Linked DNA regions of Mus musculus: region 1 is linked to region 2. A link is a loop called in an ENCODE intact Hi-C map of the cell type or tissue named here. Cell type or tissue: heart. All regions are shown on one strand. Each heading gives the region's core, and the rest is flanking DNA. Links, peaks and the distances in the headings are about the cores only.

Region 1 (5,542 bases), core at 308-5,307, 290 kb after region 2:
CCTAAAGTCTGTCCTCTAGTTAGGAAAAAAAAAAAAACTGACAATAGTCAGCGTATATCCTTTCAACTTGCAGGCCAACCAAAACACAGCTGGTTAAGGATGGGTTATCCTGATGTGACTCAGAAGCCATGTGGTACCACTCCTCACAGCCCAGAGGTGCCTGGTATAGCTGAGCACACAGCAAGTCTGTGGTGGCCACCAGCGCCACACTTGCCTGTAGAGGCACAGACAGCTGTGAAGGAGTTAACAGCTCTGGTGGAGAGTGTCTGGATGTGGGCCACCTCTTTTAAATACTAAGCCCCTGGTATCCTTGCTAATGCCATTCTCCCTGCTGCAGGTTTTACTCACAGGAGTAATGAATTAATTAGTGAATATGGGTGAGAAGCTCTTTGAAGTTGTAAAAAAAAAAGCCCACAGTACAGATGCTAAGGAAAGGAACCAAACAGACTAAATGAGATAGCCTGTGGGGGACAGTAGCTCTTGGTGATGGAGCCCACAGCTCTCTGAGGGCAAGTGCAGATAAAACAAAGAGAAAGCTCCTTGCAAGGGAGCCCAGCAGGGTCGAGAATCATGTCTTCAGTGTGTCTGCTATGACTTTTCTGTTGGTCTCTTCTGCTACAAGATTGTTGTATCATCTCAATTTCCATCCGGGGGCTCACAACAACCAAGGCCACATGTGGGGAAGATTTCTTACCACATCAATTATGGCAAAAGTGGTCACCAGGTAAAAGAAGAATTGGGAGGAAGAGAGAGAAAGACAGAGATGGAGAGACAGAGACAGACAGACAAACAGACAGACAAAGAGCAAGCAAGCATACCGTACTACCAGGAAGCTAGTCTTGTAATAACAGCATTAATCCAAATAGGAAGGCAGAATTCTGGTGGCTTCTTTAAGTCGTCCCTCTCAACACTGTTGCACTGGGAATTATGGTTCCAACATTTGCACTTGGAGGGGCACATTCAAATTATGGCAACAGTATATGGATACATTGTATGTAGTACACAATGTTAATTTTAAAAATGTGTTTTAAGACAGGCTTTCATCAGGCAACCCTGGCTGGTCTAGAACACATTGCACAGATCAGGCTGGTCCCAAACTCACAGAAATCCATCTGCCTCTTCCTCTTAAGTGCTGGGATCTTTAAAGGCCTCTGCCACCATGCCCAGCTTTAAAAACTTTACTGGCTTATGTAGTTCACATGGTATGTTTGCTAGATAGCACTGCTGGTTCTAAGCCAGGATCGACACCAGAGTGCCTTTCAGAGCAGTCACAGTCACTGTGTCAATCAAATCATCTTCAGAATTATGCAGAGTGGGTGCTGAAACCGTCTTATGGATGAGACCAAAGGAAATTGCTGTTGTTCTTGTTTGGGATCAGTGGTAGGGATGTGGTCTCAGTATATGGCATGGGATAGCCTGGAATTCATGAGGTAGCCCAAGCTAATCTCAGGGACAATCCTCCTATGTCAGCCTCCTAAACACTAGGATTCCAGGCTGAGCTACCACACCCTCCTAAAGAAATTGATATCTATGAGAAAAATGAAATACCGTACAGGCGGTGGCAATATTAAACAGTCATAATGGAGCCGGACGCTTCATCCTGACCCTGTATGTCTAGAGCTTATGTCCTCTCTGCTATATCTCCTTTGTGGTTTTGAAGACATTGGACCACTATGTGACCTACCGCAGAAGGCGAAACTTGTCATGATAGACAGAAGAGAATGAGTTCCTTTGACATAGCCAAGACCCCAGAGGATAGGGACAGCCTCTGAATGCAGAGTGAGGGGCTGGATGATAAACCAGGGACCAGTGTGAAGGGACCTGGGGAGCAGGCCCCCGAGTGGGAAGCACTCCCCGCTGCAATCATGCATTTCACAAGCCTGATGTCTTATGAGATGTCCCATCCTTGTCAGTGTTAGGAATCTGACAAAGTGACAGTGATTGTTGCTATGGGAGACAGTGTGGGTTTGTGACACAAGAAAAATTCTCTTGCTGTTGCAAAAGTGGATCCAGACTGTCCCAATGGATGTCTTCTGGCGATAGAACTCAACTTCCTCAAAGCTCATGTGAGGACTATTGCCCACAACTGAAGGGCTGGTCCTTCCAGCACGAGCTGGAAGGCCAGACAACGAGTTCAAAGAATAGAAATAGCTCATACAAGCAGGGATTAAAGGAACTTGGGAGCATGAAGGTTGGACCTGAGGCGAAAGTATTGGCCTTTGCAGTCGGGTTTTCACTCTGTAGCGCTGAATAGGATGAAACTGAATTCTAGCCAAGCCAAACACTGCGCCTACAAATCCTTCAGCCACTCCAGTCATGGGCAATTTCTGTATCAGTCATGGTCATGATCGATACCCCCAATACCCTAGAACACTATACATACCCCAGCCTCCCCATTGTGGGCTATACTGAGGCCCGTGGAACTGGACCAGCACACACTAATTGTGGAACTTGAAGAGAATTGGTGAAACCTGTGCCTCAGAAGGATGCTGGGAAGGATCTGAGGGCAAAGAAGACTGTGGGACTCACAAAGGATCCCTCAACCAAAATTTCTCTGTGCTATCACCAGAGGCCAACTATAGGGCCAATTGAAATAGCATAAAGGTCTCAACAGCACCACCTTCTGTCAATAAGGAAAACTACAAGCAGCCAAATTTGAAATCAACATAAGATGTGAGGCCTTCAAAGATCACTGACTGGGTCAAGGCCTTGAGGGGAAATGAGGCTTACAAAAGACAAAACAGAGTGTTGAGAACTGGGTGGAGAAGAGACAGGAGCCTGAGATTCCAAGCTTGCCTCTGCAGGTGTTCTATTTAAGGCTAAGACAGCAACTGTGTCCTGATTTTTAGAAAGGAAAGTGAAGGAGGAGAGGAAAGGGGAAGGGGAAAGGGCACTGCAAATTGCTCATCACTACCAGTGACAGAGGCCTTGCCACTGCCACTTCCAAAGGCAAGCATGGAGTTATTCATGTCTCCTGGTGTTTTCAACCATTCCTAAGTAACAACAGTTGGCTGTTGGGACTGTTTAAGGTCAAACAGAATGTCATCTTTCCTTCTTTACGTCCAGGACAGAATTCCACAGTGGCCACCTGCATAAACCTAGGCCTGGCAATTTGCTTAGGGGAAAAAAATGCAGGTCGCCTCCCCTACACAGAAAACCTTAAAAACCCAGAGAATCACATTCCGAAGAGTTCTGCTTTTTTGGTTGTTTTGTTTTTGTTTTGTCTCTCTATTATCTAGCCCTGGCTGTCCTGGAACTTGCTATGTAGACCAGGCTGGCCTCGAACTCACTTAGATCCATCTGTCTCTGCCTGCCAAGTGCTAGGGTTTTAAAAGCATGGTCCACCATACCAGCCCTCCAAGAGGACTACTTTTTAAACAATGGTGGGTGTGGAGGCAAGGGTTGCTCCTGAGTCAGCAGTCTTAGATGACTCAATGACTTGAGGCCACAGGGCATGTGCTCTGATACCTACTGTCACCTAGAACAGCCTCCACACTGAACTCACCCATCACGGTTTTCTGGTTCACTGAAATGTGGTCATTCCTGCATTCTCCCATTCATCCTACCTTGTAACTTGTATGACCTATCCAAACACTGAACAAGGCCATCCAGTTAACCCCAGCTGATCGTCAGCCAGGTCTCTCTGGCAGGCTAGATTTAATGGTGTTACAACCTTCCTGTATCTGTTAGGAAGGCAGTCACTCCATGTGTCGTAAAGCCTGAAGTACCTTCCTATCTCAGCAAGCCAGGCTTTATTCTGCTCACACGTCACATAGTCAGAGCTAAGTGGCTGCTGGCATTCATTAACTAGCCAGACAACGTCAAGTCCCGAATTGAGACTATTCTCCTGACATTTTGCTGCTCAGTGCTTCAAGCTTTTATGAATCCATAAGAAAGAGGGAAAAGGCATTGCCTTCTGTCTGTCCTTCTCTGTACTCATAAGCATACTGCTTCCCAGAGCACACAAGAAATCCAGACCGAGTGACAGAGCCACCTCTGCTATCAGTGCTAGGAGATTCCAAGTTCTTTCTCTGTCTTTCTCTAACACCCATAGGATTTTACCTCCTTCTGATTATTCATGGCTCCCAAGCCCCGGTCATCAGTCCTGTTCTTTCTGCAGGCTGTGTTTCATGGTATCCCAGCCTTCTTGTGTCAAGAACACACTCACTTGCTTTAGCAGGAAAACTGGCAACAACTACAGACTAAACCAGGTTTTATCATTTTTAATTTATGATTTTATTAGGTAGTTCATACTTGAGTTAGTATCTTGAAATATACCCCCTACTCTTTTCTCTCGAAGTCTCAGAATGTGGGGTTGTAACACAGAGGTCTTTGATCCATTTAGAATTGGTTTTTTGCAGAGTGAGAAAAAAGAATCGATTTTCATTCTTCTTCATGTAGACACATTTTTCCAGCATCACTTGTTGAAGATGTTGTGTTTTCCACAAGCAGCACTTTTGGCATTTTCGTAATGTATCAGGTGACTATAGGCTAATGGACTTATATCTGGGTCTTCAGTTCTAGTCCACCGGTTATGATGCCTGGTTTTGTGTCTGTACCATGAAGGTTTTGTTATAATGACTCTGTCGTAGAACGTGAAATCCCCAGCCGTGGGTCTATTGTCCAGAGTTATGTCAGCTCTCTGGGGTTTTGTGTTTCCATATGATTTTTAAAATTACTTTGCAATTTGCATAAAGAATAACTTTAGCATGGTGTTAAATTCGTAGACTGCTTTTGGTAGATGGTAGTTTTCACATTATTAATCCTACCAATTCACGAGCATGAAAGATCGTTCCATTTTTTGATGTCTTCAATGTTTTAAGATGCTTACTGTGTAGATCTACTCCAAGGTATTTTGGCAGCTCTGGGAAATAAGATCATTCCTCAGTTTTGTGTCTGAGAATATTTGTCATGGGCACATGGAGCTGCTACTGACCTGGGTGTGTTAATTTTGCTGCCTCCCACTTTACTGAAAACATTATCAGCTTGAGGGATTTCCTGATGAGGTCCTAACGCATCCCGTGTGTAGAATCGTCTGCAAGCAAACTTTGACCCTTTCCTTCCTGCTTGAATCCCTTTCATTTCTTTCTCCTCTTGCACTGCACCTGGACAAGACTTCGAGGACTCCATTAAATGGAAGGGGTAGGTGTTCCTCGCCTTAGTTTTCCATATACCATGATGGAGGCTATAGATTTGTTATATACAGCCTTTATTGTGTTGAGAAATATTCACTCCTAATTTCTCCAGGAATTTTGTCATGAAGAGATTTCGCCCTTTTTTTCATCTATTGAAACTATCGTGTTATTTCTTTGAGTCCGTTTATCTGATAAATTACAGTTATTGATATACTTAATGTTAAATGGTTGCTGCAGGTCCTTATAGCTTACACTCCCTCTTAGCACTACATTCATTGTACCATGAAAGTTTTGCATCTTATGCTTTCATTTTCATTCAGTTCTAGTTTACATCCTTCTTGATTTCTTCAGTGACTCGTTCATCAGTCAATAGGGTATCATTTAGCATTCATGAGTTTCCGTGTTTT
Region 2 (5,542 bases), core at 345-5,344:
ACTACCACATCTGACAACCAAAGTTTGATTCCTGAAAATCACATGATAGAAGGAGAGAACTGGCTCTTAAAAGTTGTCTTCTAACCTCTACAATGTATTACAATCCTCATACACACATATGCACACACACATACATGCACGTACACACTAAATGAAGTAAAATAGTTAAATTAAAGAAAAATGAAATGGTGAATGTATTTCTTTTTATAAATTTTTTTAATTAGGTATTTTCCTCATTTAATTCCCAATTCTATCCCAAAAGTCCCCCATACCCTCCGACCCACTCCCCTACCCACACACTCCCACTTTTTGACCCTGGTGTTCCCCTGTACTGAGGCATATAAAGTTTGCATGTCCAATGGGCCTCTCTTTCCAGTGATGGCCGACTAGGCCATCTTTTGATACATATGCAGCTGTTAGAGTCAAGAGCTCCAGGGTACTGGTTAGTTTATAATGCTGTTCCACCTATAGGGTTGCAGATCCCTTTAGCTCCTTGGGTACTTTCTCTAGCTCCTCCATTGGGAGCCCTGTGATCCATCCAATAGCTGACTGTGAGCATCCACTTATGTGTTTGCTAGGCTGTCAGCGTTTGGAGGCTGATTATGGGGTGGATCCCTGGATATGGCAGTCTCTAGATGGTCCATCCTTTTGTCTCAGCTCCAAACTTTGTCTCTGTAACTCCTTCCATGGGTGTTTTGTTCCCAATTCTAAGAAGGGGCAAAGTGTCCACACTTTGGTCTTAGTTCTTCTTGAGTTTCATGTGTTTTGCAAATTGTAACTTATATCTTGGGTATTCTAAGTTTCTGGGTTAATATCCACTTATCAGTGAGTACATATCATTTGAGTTCTTTTGTGATTGGGTTACCTCACTCAGGATGATGCCCTCCAGGTCCAACCATTTGCCTAGGAATTTCATAAATTCATTCTTTTTAATAGCTGAGTAGTACTCCATTGTGTAAATGTACCACATTTTTTGTATCCATTCCTCTGTTGAGGGGCATCTGGGTTCTTTCCAGCTTCTGGCTATTATAAATAAGGCTGCTATGAACATAGTGGAGCATGTGTCTTTCTTACTAGTTGGAACATCTTCTGGATGTATGCCAAGGAGAGGTATTGCGGGATCCTCCGGTAGTACCACGTCCAATTTTCTGAGGAACCACCAGACTGATTTCCAGAGTGGTTGTACAAGCTTGCAATCTCACCAACAATGGAGGAGTGTTCCTCTTTCTCCACATCCTCGCCAGCATCTGCTGTCACCTGAGTTTTTGATCTTAGCCATTCTGACTGGTGTGAGGTGGAATCTCAGGGTTGTTTTGATTTGCATTTCCTTGATGATTAAGGATGCTGAACATTTTTTCAGGTTTTTCTCAGCCATTCCGTATTCCTCAGGTGAGAATTCTTTGTTTAACTCTGAGCCCCATTTTTTAAAGGGGTTATTTGATTTTCGGGAGTCCACCTTCTTGAGTTTTTTATAGATATTGGATATTAGTCCCCTATCTGATTTAGGATAGGTAAAGATCCTTTCCCAATCTGTTGGTGGCCTTTTTGTCTTATTGAAGGTGTCTTTTGCCTTACAGAAGCTTTGCAGTTTCATGAGGTCCCATTTGTCAATTCTCGATCTTACAGCATAAGCCATTGCTATTCTATTCAGGAATTTTTCCCCTGTGCCAATATCTTCGAGGCTTTTCCCCACTTTCTCCTCTATAGGTTTCAGTGTCTCTGGTATTATGTGGAGCTCCTTGATCCACTTAGATTTGACCTTAGTACAAGGAGATAGGAATGGATCAATTCACATTTCTTAATCATCAATGTTTTCCTTGAACATGGAACTCAAGAAATGTACAACACCATCAGTCCACCTTTTGTATAAGATGAATTAATTCAGTTGTTGCTAAACAACTGAAAGATACTCATAAATCTCCCTCATGATATGAAAACAGTTCTAATAAATAGTCACTCTAGCAACAGTTGCTCTTACCAAATGAATAATCTGATGAGAGGTGACAGCAAATGTCTTTTTGTAGAATTCTGAATATGTATAGATATCTTCTAAAGAATGCTGAAGTGAAAAATAAATAGTAAGGTTGAAAAAATTGAAACAAATAGCCAGACATTATATACTAATAATCACAAGCCTAGGAAATTTTGAGAGGTTAGTGGGTGAACCCCACCGATGTTATAAAGCATTGCTGTAGATTTATGTTCCCTAGCCAGATAACATATTTGTATCTCTATTAATTTATTCCAGATGCAAATATATGGCCCATTGCTCTAAAAGTTATTAAATTCAATATTTAACTTGCATAGTTCCTGGCCAACATATTAGAACAATTAATTTTTCTTTCAGGAAAAACAAACAAGTATTTAAGTCATAGGGTGATTTGTTGAAGGTTGCTTTTCATATGGGCTCCATTGGAAACACTAGCCACTATAATTTTTTTGGTCTTATTTGATGAGACTGCAACTGACCAAAGGCCTATAGAATATTAACACAATGATTAGCAAGTTGATTTTTGAAAAAGACAGTTAAACATAGGAGTCTTGCTAGAACATTGTTGGTGAGAGATGCTTACTTTTCCAAGTTACAAGTTGTTATAAAAGTCTTGGGCCAGCATTTACATTTAAAATCAATTCTATCTACTGGCTCTAGGGTCCTCTAGTAGAGTGTCCTGATAACAATTCTATTCCAATTGGTTAGAAATCTCAATTGCCCCAAACATTGACTCACTGGAAATTTACTACTGGATTTATGGTTAACAGTACTTAGTAAGGTCTCATCCCATAAAATCAAGAACAATTATTCTCAAGTCTCTTCTAATAGATGAAATATTCTTGTTGAAGATCATAAAAATGTAGTTAAGAGAAACAATGTAAAGAGGTAGACTTAGCCCACAGTGGGGTGAGCATAAACATTTTGCAATATTTTGTCATGTCATTATGCAATAAGACAGGGTAGCAGAAGAGGTAAATGTTAGACATGATAGGAATCCATGTTCCAACAGATGGCACCACAGGCATGCATGTGCTGGCAGCACTAAATGAATTTAGTAGGTTTTAAAAGAGTATATGGAATTATTATTAAATAACCAATTGGCATGTTTTTCCCTGGGGAAGATAATTTCTCCAACTCTCATAATTCTTTAGTTTCTGTAGTTCTTTGTGTAGGTTTGAGGCCTCACTGGCTTTCACCCTTCCTCCTTGGCATGTCTTTTAGAATCATCCTTGTTCAGCTGATGTGTAGGTTGTCATGTTGATAATAGTCTATAAATAGGTGTAGCTTCTGACATTACTAAAAGGCATAATCTCACACCAAACCCCTGGTTCTCTGGCCCATACAATTTTTTTACTGCCTCTTATAGAATATTTTCAGAGTTCTGGTGCAAGAGTGTACCCATTAGCTCAACTCCACAATTCACATTTTGACAGGTTAGTTTTTCTGTAGTGGTTTCCATTGGTTGCAAATCTGGGAGGGAAATGTAGTAAGAGGATAGCAGTCAGGTGGGAGGGAGATGAGATGGATTTAATCAAGACACATTACATACATGTACAAAATTCTCCAATAATTATTTAATGCTTAAGCTTTCAATATCTGATTCACAGCATCACCAATGTATCCTTCAGTGAAGAGACTGAAAACCTGTAGGGCTACTCAGAGCAACTTTGGCCTATTAAGCCCAAATGTCTTTGCAAATTTTGCTAACTTATTGCAAGGATGTCATTAGACTATCCAAAAGAATGTGGGCGATAAATACAATATAGTTTTCAGTATAAGGAGTAATATTTTACATAAGTCTTTCTACTAAGTAAGTTCTCATCACTTAGTGCAAAATATAGTATGTCTAAATTTAAAAATGAATCAACTATTGTTTCAGTAACTCTAATAGCTGTAGTTTCTCAAAAAGAAAACCACGTGCCAGGTCATGATGTAGAATAAGACATTTTCAAATCCTATGGATGTTGGATAAAATCTATCTGATTGCTTTCAAAGTCCCTTTGAGGATTTGGGTGCCTTGCATGTCCCCATTTTTATAGCTTTTACAGAATTATGCTGCTAGCAATTGACATATGTCCTGAAAATAACTGGCTATCATGTGACAGTTGCTGCATTGGTGGCAGTCCACTCCATAAGTACCTTTATGGAGAAATTTTATTAATATTCCCTTGAAATGATCTGGAATCACCAAAGGACATCTTGAGAGTACTGGGGATTATGTCGGGGGGTTCCTTCATTTTCAGTGTCACTAAAATTTACCCTTTGAGAGTTAAGGGTATATAACCTTCATTGCAGCAACTTGTTTGACTTCATGTCCTGGTCCAGTTTTATGTTTATCATAGCTTCTTTACTGTAGGAGAATTTCAACCTTTATAACAGCCATCCTTCACGACAACAGGAATTCCTTGAATGTTTCTCGAGGTATCACCTCTTTTTTTTTTTTTTTTTTTTTTTAATTTTTGGTGAGAAATCCTCTCGTCCTAGGAGCATGTGAAGGTGTAAGGCTCCTCCCAAACTATGTCTGTTCTTAATGTGCATTCATTCTCTAATTTTGACGAGTTGACAAGTTCTGTAATGCAGTAATTCTGCTACCTGAAGCAGTTTTTCTGTGAGTAAAGAATCAAATTCCACCAACCTATTTTAAATGATAGACAATGGAGCCCTCTTCATAACTTCTGGTGTCAGTTGAGAACAGATCTATCAACCCAATGTTAGGTCATGTTTCTCAGTGAGATTGTTAATCCATGTAAGTGGGGTACATAACATTCGTCACTGAAACAAGGCCATGACACTGCTGCTGGTATTTCAGGAGAGCACAAGATTCAGTGAATTGCTCAGTGAACAGAGCTGTGAAAGGAGAATATGTTGAAGTCGGTGGATTGGGTAAAAATTGTTCTGTGCACTCAGCCAGTTAGTACCAGATGAGAAACCATGTGATTGGGCAGAGAGCCTAGAATTTGTTTCACAGAAGTATCAAGGACTGTAGCTTCACATATTTTTCTATGTCCAGGCAAATGGGGCTTTAAAATCTGGTCAAGGATGAGGCTATAGTAAGCACCAAGTTTGTGATGGCTCTCGGAGACCTAAATTCAAACCCTAAGTGTGCATCCACATCACTCCCACTGATGAAACAGTTCTTTTTTTTTTTAATTTTTCCTCTATCTTTTTTCTTTTTTTTATTACGTATTTTCCTCAATTACATTTCCAATGCTATCCCAAAAGTCCCCCATACCCTCCCCCCCACTTCCCTACCCATCCATTCCCATTTTTTTTGGCCCTGGCGTTCCCCTGTACTGGGGCATATAAAGTTTGTGTGTCCAATGGGCCTCTCTTTCCAGTGATGGCCGACTAGGCCATCTTTTGATACATATGCAGCTAGAGCCAAGAGCTCCGGGGTACTGGTTAGTTCATAATGTTGTTCCACCTATAGGGTTGCAGATCCCTTTAGCTCCTTGGGTACTTTCTCTAGCTCCTCCATTGGGAGCCCTGTGATCCATCCAATAGCTGACTGTGAGCATCCACTTCTGTGTTTGTTAGGCCCCGGCATAA

The links. Peaks named below come from ENCODE experiments on the same cell type or tissue, not always from the same donor. Only the 100,000 strongest peaks of a DNase experiment are listed, where the experiment ranks them.
Region 1: a loop joins it to region 2, with 4 times the contacts of the local background. A loop is called at or near these places in 2 of 42 quality-filtered maps.

What each region holds. Positions count from the first base shown.
Region 1 is chr15:59,903,128-59,908,669 of GRCm38, reverse strand. No RefSeq gene overlaps it. Among named protein-coding and RNA genes, the nearest start is that of Gm36819, 82 kb to the right of the region's middle. In heart, for the core only: a CTCF peak has its summit at 2,629 (motif pointing left); no DNase peak of the experiment used is centred there.
Region 2 is chr15:60,192,725-60,198,266 of GRCm38, reverse strand. No RefSeq gene overlaps it. Among named protein-coding and RNA genes, the nearest start is that of Gm41331, 54 kb to the right of the region's middle. In heart, for the core only: no CTCF peak of the experiment used is centred there; no DNase peak of the experiment used is centred there.